Linked DNA regions of Homo sapiens: region 2 is linked to region 1. Evidence: chromatin contacts called from ENCODE Hi-C or POLR2A ChIA-PET data. All regions are on one chromosome and are shown on one strand. The core of a region is the stretch at or near the end of the contact, and the rest is flanking DNA. Distances in the headings are between cores, read along the strand shown.

Evidence for each region. A loop is a pair of places that touch in the nucleus more often than their neighbours do. ChIA-PET counts read pairs that join two places held with the same protein, here RNA polymerase II (POLR2A). Pooled maps may share reads with other maps.
Region 2: a loop to region 1 is called in a pooled map, with 7 times the contacts of the local background. The contact joins the enhancer-like site here to the promoter of LINC00705 in region 1. A Hi-C loop is called at or near these places in 1 of 168 maps with a recorded cell type or tissue (gastrocnemius medialis) and 6 of 50 pooled maps. POLR2A ChIA-PET finds 5 or more read pairs at or near these places in 1 of 52 experiments (activated CD4-positive, alpha-beta T cell).

Annotation. Positions count from the first base shown.
Region 1 is chr10:4,653,353-4,658,532 of GRCh38, reverse strand. It overlaps LINC00705 (long intergenic non-protein coding RNA 705), which reads right to left and starts at 2,377. Exons shown (of 3, transcript NR_015425.1): 1 at 2,213-2,377. MANCR (mitotically associated long non coding RNA) reads left to right here. Exons shown (of 4, transcript NR_024475.1): 3 at 808-932.
Region 2 is chr10:3,094,121-3,099,360 of GRCh38, reverse strand. PFKP (phosphofructokinase, platelet) reads right to left here. Exons shown (of 22, transcript NM_002627.5): 3 at 9-86. Among named protein-coding and RNA genes, the nearest start is that of PFKP, 29 kb to the right of the region's middle. RefSeq lists an enhancer at 3,011-4,210. Within about 2 kb of position 3,905, at least 20 of the 41 ENCODE cell types and tissues checked have a DNase peak (open chromatin) inside an H3K27ac peak, as active enhancers do; they include gastrocnemius medialis, where a contact is called at or near this core.

The DNA.
Region 1 (5,180 bases), core at 1,128-3,627:
AAAAGACAAATGCAGCATTATTTGTAAAAGTACATACAGTCGTGTACAGCATAACAACGTTTTGTTCAACGAAGGACCACATATACCATGGTGATCCCTCAAGATTATAATGGAGCTGGCAAACTCCTGCCAACTCATCAGGCAGTCGCCACTGTAAGACTGTAGCAAAATGCATTAGTCCTGTGTTCGTGGTGATGCTTGTGTACACAGACTTACTGCACTGCCAGTCATATAAAAATACAGCACATACAATAAGGTATAGCACATAATACCTGACAATGATAATAAATGATTAGGTTACTAGTTTAATATGCTATAGTTTTTATTGTTATTTTAGATTGTACTCTTTATGTTAATATATTATTAAAAGGTCAGTTGTGAAACAGCTTCAGGCACTTCCTTCAGGAGCTATCCAGAAAAAGGCATTGTCATCATAGGAGATGCCAGCTTAATGCGTGACGTTGCCCCTGAAGACCTTCCAATGGGGCAAGAAATGTAGGTGGAAGACAGTGATAATGATCCTGACCCCGTGTAGGTGTAGGCTATTGTGTGGTTTGTGTTTTAGTTTTTAACAAAAAAGTTTAAAAATTAAAAAATTAAACAATATAAGAGCGCTTATAGAATACGGATATAAAAAGAGACAATATTTTTGTTCAGCTATACAGTGGATTTGTGTTTTCAGTGGAGTGTAATTACAAGAGTCAGAAAGTTAAAACAAAGTGAAAAGTTTATACTGTAAAAAAAGTTATAGTGGGCTAAGGTTAATTCATTATTGATGAGAGAAATTTTTTTGTACATTTTGTGTAGTCTAAGTGTACAGTGCTTGTAAAGTCTGCAGTAGCATACAGTAATGTCCAAGGCTTTCACATCCACTCACCACTCGCTCACTGACCCAGCCAGAGCAACTTCCAGTCCTGAAAGCTGCATTCATGGTGAGTGTCCTACACAGGTGCATCATTTTTATCTTTTATACCATATTTTTACTGTATCTTTTCTATGTTTAGATATGTAAATACCATTGTGTTACAATTGCCTACAGTATTCAGGACAATAACAGGCTGTACATGTTTGTTGCCTAGCAGCAGTAGGTGTGTAGTAGGCTCTTCTGTCTAGTTTTGTGAAAGTTCACACTATGATGTTTGCATAACAACAAAATCACCTATGGATGCGTTTCTCAGAATGTATCCCCATTGTTAAACGATGCATGGCTCTGTGTGTGTATGTGCAGGACTCTGTGTGTGTGGTATATGCATACCACATACGCACACATCCACACTATACTATGCACTCTACATATATACAACTACATAGGCAAATATAAAGCTGCATGTGCATAAATACACAAACAAACACACATACATATGTATAAAAGGTAATGTATTGATATTAATACTGACAATGTGTACTAAGCATATATTTATATACCCTTAAATGTATATTATTTTAATACATACTATATTATGTTATATACTAATACACTTTTTTAAAACTGAAAGAAATCTCGTTGCCAATTTGTGTTTCTAAATATGATGTCCATATTTTTTCTGATTTTATTACTATAGCTGTGATCACGTCATGTAACTTAATTTTGATGATGTTTCTCACAGTATAGTTTGAGGGTATCCAGCCTCAGATTATCTGAGGATGTAGCTCAAGATTTCCTAATTTTGCAAACAGCAAGCTTCCCAGGAGATTCTTAGATTCCTGCTAACAAAAGGCGGAGACTCACTGGACAGTTACTGAAGATAGACAGTAGGGGGCGGAAGGGCCCACGCTTCTTTGATATTGGTGGCTTTGGTTTTTCAGTGACGGGGGACACTTTGACTTCAGGTATGTTCTGCATTTAGAATTTTCAAATGAACGTTTCTTGTCTGTTCCCTTCTTTTTTCTGCCTCCAAACATAATGTCTATCATTGTAAAAGTAATAAAAAATCACTGAACAAAATTTGGAAAATACCAAATGAATAACAATAGAAATAAAGTAAAAAAAGAACCACTCAAATTCCCATCATCAAGAAATAAACATTCTGATAATATTTAATTTTATTTTCCTATATATATTGTGTGTGTGTATATATGTATGTGTATATATATACATATATTCAAAATGTATTATAACACAAAATGTATAAAATATATAATAGTATAAACAAAATTATATTATATATGTCATTTTCATGTCATATGTCAGATATAGCATATTAATACATACCCAGTTTTCTAAAATGCTGATCTCTTTGAAATATTCAATTATCAATTGTGTTTCTTTCCTCACTGAAGTTCCTTTTTACGACTTTTGGTAGTGAAGAGATAAAGTTCATTACAAAACATGCCAGGCTTAAGCAATTTTCCAAAGGGATTAACGAATTGCAGTGGCCGCAGGCTATGTAAAAATTTTTAAAAGGTGGTGTCTCTCATATTCTTCAGCATAACTTGGGTCACAGAAACCCAGGCATAAAAATTCATTGTGAACTCATATTCTACCATGGCCTGACACTGGTAAGTTATTTTGTTGCAAAAGCCTTAAGCAATTTGAGATGTCGAAGCACGTTTTCAAGAGTTAGCACATCTCCATTGTCTATAAACTGCATGCATATTTTATGCCTAAAAAATATTTCATCTTCTGATTTTCTAGCTTTCTTCTGCAGGTTGTTTTTTTTTTTTTAGAATATTTTTCAATCATTTTAATTCTCTATTGTAAAACTTGGAAATCTCTACTTATGGACTGCCAAGAACAGTCTGAAATTAAATCAATTTACTCTCACTCTTAGTGAATATTTTGGGAGTGCTAGGTATTGAATGTGTCCCCCAAAAGTTCATGTGTTAGAAATGTAATCCTTCTGCCCCTATGATGAGATGAATGGATGAATGAGGGCTCTGTTCTCATGACGGGATGAATGTTGCTGTCCCAGGAGTGGGTTTATTATCACAGCAGCGTTATTCTTGTGCCTGTGAGCTCTCCCTGGCTCCCTTGCTCCCACTCTGAGCATGTGATGCCCTCTGCCATGAGGTGAGGCAGCAAGAAGGCCCTCACAGATGCCGGCACTGTGGACTTCCAGCCTCTAGAACTATGAGCTAAATAAACTTTTTAATATAAATTACCTAGTTTGTCATCTTTTGTTACCAATAAGAAAAGGCAATAAGACCGGGAGGTTCTATTATGATGTCATTCATGGGAAAATGGTAGACAGGACAGAATCTTTGCTGGCTCCCTAGATACTGCCTTGGAATGTTACTCTTGGAAAACAGTGGCTACAGAGTGATGCCTTTCTCCATAACTTTAATTTACCTTAAGAAAAGCTTTGAGTGCTACTGAGTCGGGAATGAAAAACCTAGAGAATGTTCTGTCCTGTGGGAGCAAGGAGTATAGTTAGTCCCTGTATTACTACCCAAAGGGGCATGAGGCTTCACCCTCCTTGGGCTCCCTAGGGACTTATAATGCCTTCCTGTAATTATCGGGCCAGTTAATTTAATACTAATCCACTTAATTCAGTTAACATCAGATTTGTCCTAGGGATCTTGTTACATCCTTTTGTATACTAAAAGAGAAAAAGAAAAAAAAAAAGATTTGCTTCTCTTTCAATATTCCTGGGAAGTTGGATATCCACATGGAAAAGGCAGATCTCTAGTTCACAACAGATAAAAAATAAATTTTACTCAATGTGAAATTAAATGTAAAAAATAAAACTTCAACATTGTAGAAGAAAATATAGAAAAAGCTCTTTAGGTCTGTGAAGGAGAAAAGAATTATCGAAATCAGGCCATAAAGAAAAAGTACAAGTCATAAAGGCAATAAATATACAAATAGAGTTTAACCTCTGAAACACTTGACCGAATGTTCTGAGGTAAAAACAACAAACCAGCCATTGAAGGGAAGAACAGATTGACAGTGCATATAACACAGAAAGAAGTAGTAATCAAACTATTTAAAATTGCCTAATAAATCAAAAAGAAAAGACCAAAAAAGGAAAAAAAAAAACATTGAAGGATAAGAATAAGCAATTGACAGAAGAAGAATTTGTAATGGTCAATAAAGAGATGTAGTAATTTTTAAATTATAATAAACAATGGAAATAAACAGAATGCCCATTAGCAGGATAGGTGAATATACATATTTTTGTACGGTCATAAACTGGAGCGTATTATTCCCTAGATTTTTGTATTTCTGAAATTGTTTATTAAAATAGTCTTAGTCTCTCTAACAATTTAAACAAAGCCACTAAAAGGACCTGGTGCTATATTGTAAATTAAAATTTACATGCCAATGGAAAGAATTGAATTAAGCATAGTTCAGTTTGCATTTTTTTGAAGCAATGTATTTTTAAAGACAAAATAACTGAACTAAGATAACAATTTATATAAAAGAAAATGGCTGTTTCTGCTAAATAGCCTGTTGCATTTGAAATCTTTGCTATCTCTGTGGAGACCAGGAGCAATCTAAATGGAAATAAAGTAACTTTATAATTGTAAATGTGTATTTGAGTGAAAGCTAACTTTAGGGAATAGTAGAGAGTAAACTGGGTATTCACAGGTAAAGAGAGATAATTTCTAGAACAAAAAATGTCAGCCAGAAGAAATGGGCCAAATATTAGTGTCCTCGTTTGGATTTTAATGAAGTTGTCAAATTTATGGGCTATGATAACTTATAATGGGCAAAAGAATGTTAAGTAGTCTAGATGGGAGAGGGCAGAAATTACAACAACAAAAAAATTCAGACACCAAATGATGACACAATCTTCCAAATTATAAATCTGATCTCATTTTTATTCAGTGACATTTGATATCTCTCAACTTTCCACACTTTAATATATTCAGTAGTAAATTTGATAGGATTGAAAAAAATGACACTATAATTCCAAAGTCTTTTGCATAGATCATTTCTGAGAATCTGTGCCTAACCTAACCTCATTTCCAGAAACTTCTCAAGCTGCCCCATGTCTCAGGTGAGTAGAATGGAAAAAAAGACGCGATTAACTGCTCTAATATTTTATTTAAATTTAATATAAGCATTTGCCATTAGTTTACAAGTAAATGCTTTAATACGTCAAGATTCGTAGAGAAGATTCTGAATCTTGAATTTTGTCGATGACTCAGTGTTATGGAAAATCTAGAACAGCAGGGTCCCACCTCATGGTGACAAGAGATGGAATGTCCTAATCGTTTAATTATTGGTTGTAAAA
Region 2 (5,240 bases), core at 2,656-5,155, 1.6 Mb after region 1:
GTACCTACCACTTGCAGGATGCTGGAGACACTCTCCCAGTCGGCCTCTGCGATGTTTGAGCCTCCGTCCACCATGCCCTGGTAGCCCTAGGGGAGAAAGGGAGAATCTTTTAAAAATGAGATAAACTTCACTAAATGGGAAGTGATCCTTAAATTATATAAAACGGGAAAAATGACAGTGAATGTCAGTTCCTCAGCATCCACTGGTCAGAAGACAGGGCAGTTCCAGCACTGGATAAAAGCAGTGAATTGTGGGAAAGTCCTCACCTTGAGTCCCTAGTAATGGGAACGTCTGCCTAGACTCAGCCTCACAGTGCAATGAGGAATCAAGCCATTCTCCTATGGCCCAGCGTTTCCCGAGAGGTTGAAAGGGTCGTGTTTCGCTAGAGGTTGAAAGGGGTCACTTTCACCCAACGTGTTTATCATACTTCAGCACAAACTCACAGGCACACAGCACTGTCGAGCACGGGACATACATGGGAGCATTTTGTCAGGGGCTCCGCCTGCCAAGGCACCCTGCGCCACTTGGGATGTATGTTGAATATTATTAAACAGCACAGCTGAATAATAATTGTCTGCCTTACCCTCCATTAATGACACGGTGCTGCATTAGGGAATCAGATATCAATATGTGAGGACACATTGATAGAAGAAGCCCAAGGACAATTACCTTTTTTTTTTTTTTTTTTGAGACGGAGTCTCACTCTGTCACCCAGGCTGGAGTGCAGTGGCGCGATCTCGGCTCACTGCAACCTGCCTCCCGGGTTGAAGTGATTCTCCTGCCTCAGCCTCCTGAGCAGCTGGGATTACAGGTGCCTGCCACTGCACCTGGCTAATTTTTGTAGCTTTTAGTAGAGACGGGGCTTCACCTTGTTGGCCATGCTGGTCTCAAACTCCTGACCTCATGATCCGCCTGCCTCAGCCTCCCAAAGTGCTGGAATTACAGGCGTGAGCCACCGCGCCTGGCCAACAATTACCTTTCAATGCTAAATGCATCCCCATCTTTTTCTCCACGGAATATACAAGATCAGGAAATGCAGCAATGCCCACGGGTAACTTCATCTACATAACTCACTTTCCACAGCATTTAATCTTAAGAAGGAATAACTATTAAGGATTTAGAAAAGTTCATGATAGATTATTGTTGGATCCATAAGCCCACCTTAGTGAAGGTCCGGAGGACAGAAAAAAGAAAGGTTTTTAAAATTGAAATGACTCATAGATTATGGAGTTCTATATATAAATTAATCAATAGTGCAGGCACCTTGATAGCTGGCCAATTTGTATACTTATATTTATAAATTTCTACCAGAAATATTATATATATATGTGTGTTTATTTTATTTTATTTTTGAGACAGAGTCTTGCTCTGTTGCCCAGGCTGGAGTGCAGTGGCACGATCTCGGCTCACTGCAACTTACATCTCCCAGGTTCAAGCAATTCTCCTGCCTCAGCCTCCAGAGTACTTGGGATTACAGGAACACACTACCACATCTGGCTAATTTTGTTTTTGTTTTAAAGTAGTGACAGGGTTTCACCATGTTGGCCAGGCTGGTTTCCAACTCTTGACCTCAAGTGATCTGCCTGCCTGGGCCTCCCAAAGTGCTGGGATTACAGGCGTGAGCCACCATGCCTGGCCACATGTGTGTTTATAATTTAGTGTCATACATGTAATAAACAAGAAAGGAGAAAACAGTCTGGAATGGAACAGAACCCAAAACAGAGCTGGTTCATTTCAGCGCTGGCAGCCCCGTCTGCACCTCCCGAGACCCCCCAGGCACCCAGGCCCTGGCTCACAGGCTGGTACAGGGACTGCCCATCACCAGGCCCCCTACCTCCATGGCAAAACAGCAGAACATCTTCTAAACACAGCCCAGTCTCACTCTAGGGATTATTATTATTATTATTGTCTCCCCTTGCTCTGAAAACAGATTTCCCTTGCAGTGCAGATGAGCCCAGTGTAGCCGTCCCCCGGAGGGCGAGGGTGAGCAAGTGTGAGGTCGGATGCAGACCTCGCCTCTGCACAGGGCACCCTGGGAGGCACCGTTTATGTTCTGTCCTGCTGCGGATGCTCTGTCCACACAAGGACTCACTGGTAACAGACGGTCATGTGCAAAGCCATGAATGACTCTTGGAGGCCATAATCCTCAGAATATTGTAAGTACAATAGGTAGGTAGGCGGGTGGGTGGATACATAAATAAAGAGATAACCTAGCCTTGGGGTTGCAGTTTCAGTGATCTCTACCACCCCAAACTCCCAGGTTTTTTTGTTTTTTGTTTTTTTGAGACGGAGTCTCGCTGTGTCACCCAGGCTGGAGTGCAGTGGCGTGATCTTGGCTCATTGCAAGCTCCGCCTCCCGGGTTCCTGCCATTCTCCCACCTCAGCCTCCTTAGTAGCTGGGACTACAGGCACCCGCCACCACGCCCGGCTAATTTTTTGTATTTTTAGTAGAGACGGGGTTTCACCGTGTTAGCCAGGATGGTCTCGATCTCCTGACCTCGTGATCCGCCCGCCTCGGACTCCCAAAGTGCTGGGATTACAGGCATGAGCCGCCGCACCCGGCCTCCCAGGTTTCTGCTAAGAATTATGCTTCATTCTGCAAGCACAACAGAGCGCTCCATTCTTCAGGTCTGGGAGCAACACTGAACAAACTGCCATCTGCAGTGATCCTGACTTTCCAGATTGACTTCCATGAAGCTCGGGGGGGCAAGGAAACAAGGAAGCAGGCATGTAGCCTGGGCCACCGTGAAACGGACCCTTCTTAGAGGCACGACCTCCCATCCTCCAAGCCCACATCTCAGGAGGAGAGAAAAGATGACCCATGATGGGGCCTGAACTGCAGCAGAAACCGGGACCTCCCTGAGAGGACTGGGATGTAGAGCGGCCGTAAACCTGGGGCTCCGGCAAAACTGAAACAGACAGTTCCTACATTCCCACACCCAGAGCTGTTGCGGTCATTTCTGTGCATGCAGTTTTTTGGTAAATAAAGAGACCGGGGGGAAGGTGCCAGTTCCGGCCGCCACCCTGCTGAAGAGGATGCCAAGGCCGCTGCAGCATCCTGAGGCCGTCTCAGGCCCAGGAGTCAACCATGCACCCCTAACGGCATCAGCTTTCAGAGTATTCCTGGAGCACGCGCTATCCCGGACGCTGCTTCCAAGTCAACCGCCACCCAGCATTTTACTAGTTAATATGCCATAGTGGGAACCATACAATTTCCTTTCCCTGCATGAGTTCACAGAATTTAAATACGGATTTAATCAAACATGTTAACGAATCCTCTTGCTTCTGGAGTAGTAAGAAAACTGCTCTGCAAACCACAACATTTTGAAAAGTAAAATGTTCTCTGAAAGTAATTTCATTATTTTGTGTTGCATAGATGCATGTGGCAAAGAAAGCCATTAAAAAATAGAAAGGGAGGGCTTTCTGAGTGCCACCTCCAATGCTCCCTGTCTAGTGCATGCGTGAGCTAAGTTGCTAGGAAATGACTCATTCTTTAATTTGCAAAGTCACGACGCCCATGGAACATGTGAAAAGCAACTACCAGCCGCAGTTCTAAGCCGTCTTTCACCAACAAGGAAGATATTACTAAATTAGGAAGACTCATTTTGCCCAAACGTACTACAACGTAGAAATTCAGATGAGTTTTCTCTTTTGAAGTCTTCTTAGAAGGCTGAATATTTATCTTACTACAGCCAAAGCCCAGACGTTTCCTAAAACACCCTTTTGGAATTTGCCTTCCAAGCCAGTTTTATGACTCACATAGGAAAAACAGAGCATAAAACCTTTAACCTTATCTCAGTTTTTTGGCCAAAGTAACATTCTCTGTCTTGTTGACTCTGACTCACAAGATGAACCTTAGAGCTCCTCGTTGGCTGTATCGGATCCATCGTCGGACAGAATTTTTTACGTTGAGTCATTCGATCACATCTAAGAACATGCCACAGGCTCTGAAGTCATTTCAACTTATTCGAAATTGTTTTGAGCTGTGTCAAAATAACCAGCCTTCTAACCATGTAGGAGATCATTCTATATGTAGAGGTGGTTTTGACTAGAATTTTTAGGCAATCGCCGAATCCATCATAAATGGAGTAAGCTAGTTCACCTATGCGCGTAGTTCACCTATGGGTGGCTTTCTCGGACGTCTCATATGTAAGTTTTTTTTTTTAAAGTTACAGACAAAGGGAAATTATACCGTTGTGTTGCAGCAGTAGGCTTTTTCTTTCAGAATGCTTGTTGCATGGGTCCATGTGTCTTCTCAACTGGATAATGCTTTTTTCCAATCTGATTTCCTGAATTCTTCACTCAACTAACTCCAAATGGTGAACATTCCAACTACCAGAATAAAACAAGCTCCTAGAGATAACAGACTTTAAAAGTGCCTTCCAGATAGTGTTATCACCAGCTTCCTGCAGACATAGTTACTGCATCCAGAGATGTAGGGGCTTTGCTGCTTCTGAGTAAATACTATTTTTTTTGTTTCCTACAGAATCAAGCTTTCCCTAGTTTAATCCTTTTCCCTCCCCCACAGAACCTAAAGCTACAACATTCCTTAATAAATTAAAGCATTTCACTTTTAGAATTCAGAGCATGCATGCAGAGGTCAGCTCTGAACGGCTCTCTAGGCTTAGACTTGGGAAACACCAGCGTTCCAAACTAGGTGTGCGAGAAAGAGAGGCGGCAGGAATTTCACTATGTCAATGGTTTTCAAAGGCCAGGAATCGTGGCTTTATCCTGTCTCTAGGAAATTCAGAGGCAGAGCCTGAGATTAAACAGCCCCACACCAACACACATCCCAAGCCCTGCTCACCTCCCCACCAACACTCTGAAGGAACGCTCTTGTCCAGAGACCCTACCAATCACCCCAGCAAAGCACCCTCACTGATTTCATTACTTGATAGAAAATTTCTATAGAGCAGCCTCAGGATTTCTTCTTGGGAGACTCAGTCAACTGTAAAATTCTAAAATAGGTTAGCACACGACACACCATCATGTGGTCCTGCACTTGCTTCTTTGGAAGACCAATAATGCAACAGCATGATGTATTTAGCCCTCTGGCATCACAGATTTCTTTAAGCCAAAGCTAAGAGTGCACAATTCCGGTAAGTTGTACAACCAACAGCCCCAGCAGGAGCGAGGCCGGTCGCCCTTCCTCCCCTGTAGAGAGAGGGTCCCAAGCACTGGCCTGGCAGTGACCTTACAGCAAACCCCACCTTGAGGCTCATTCAGCTGACCACAGTGGT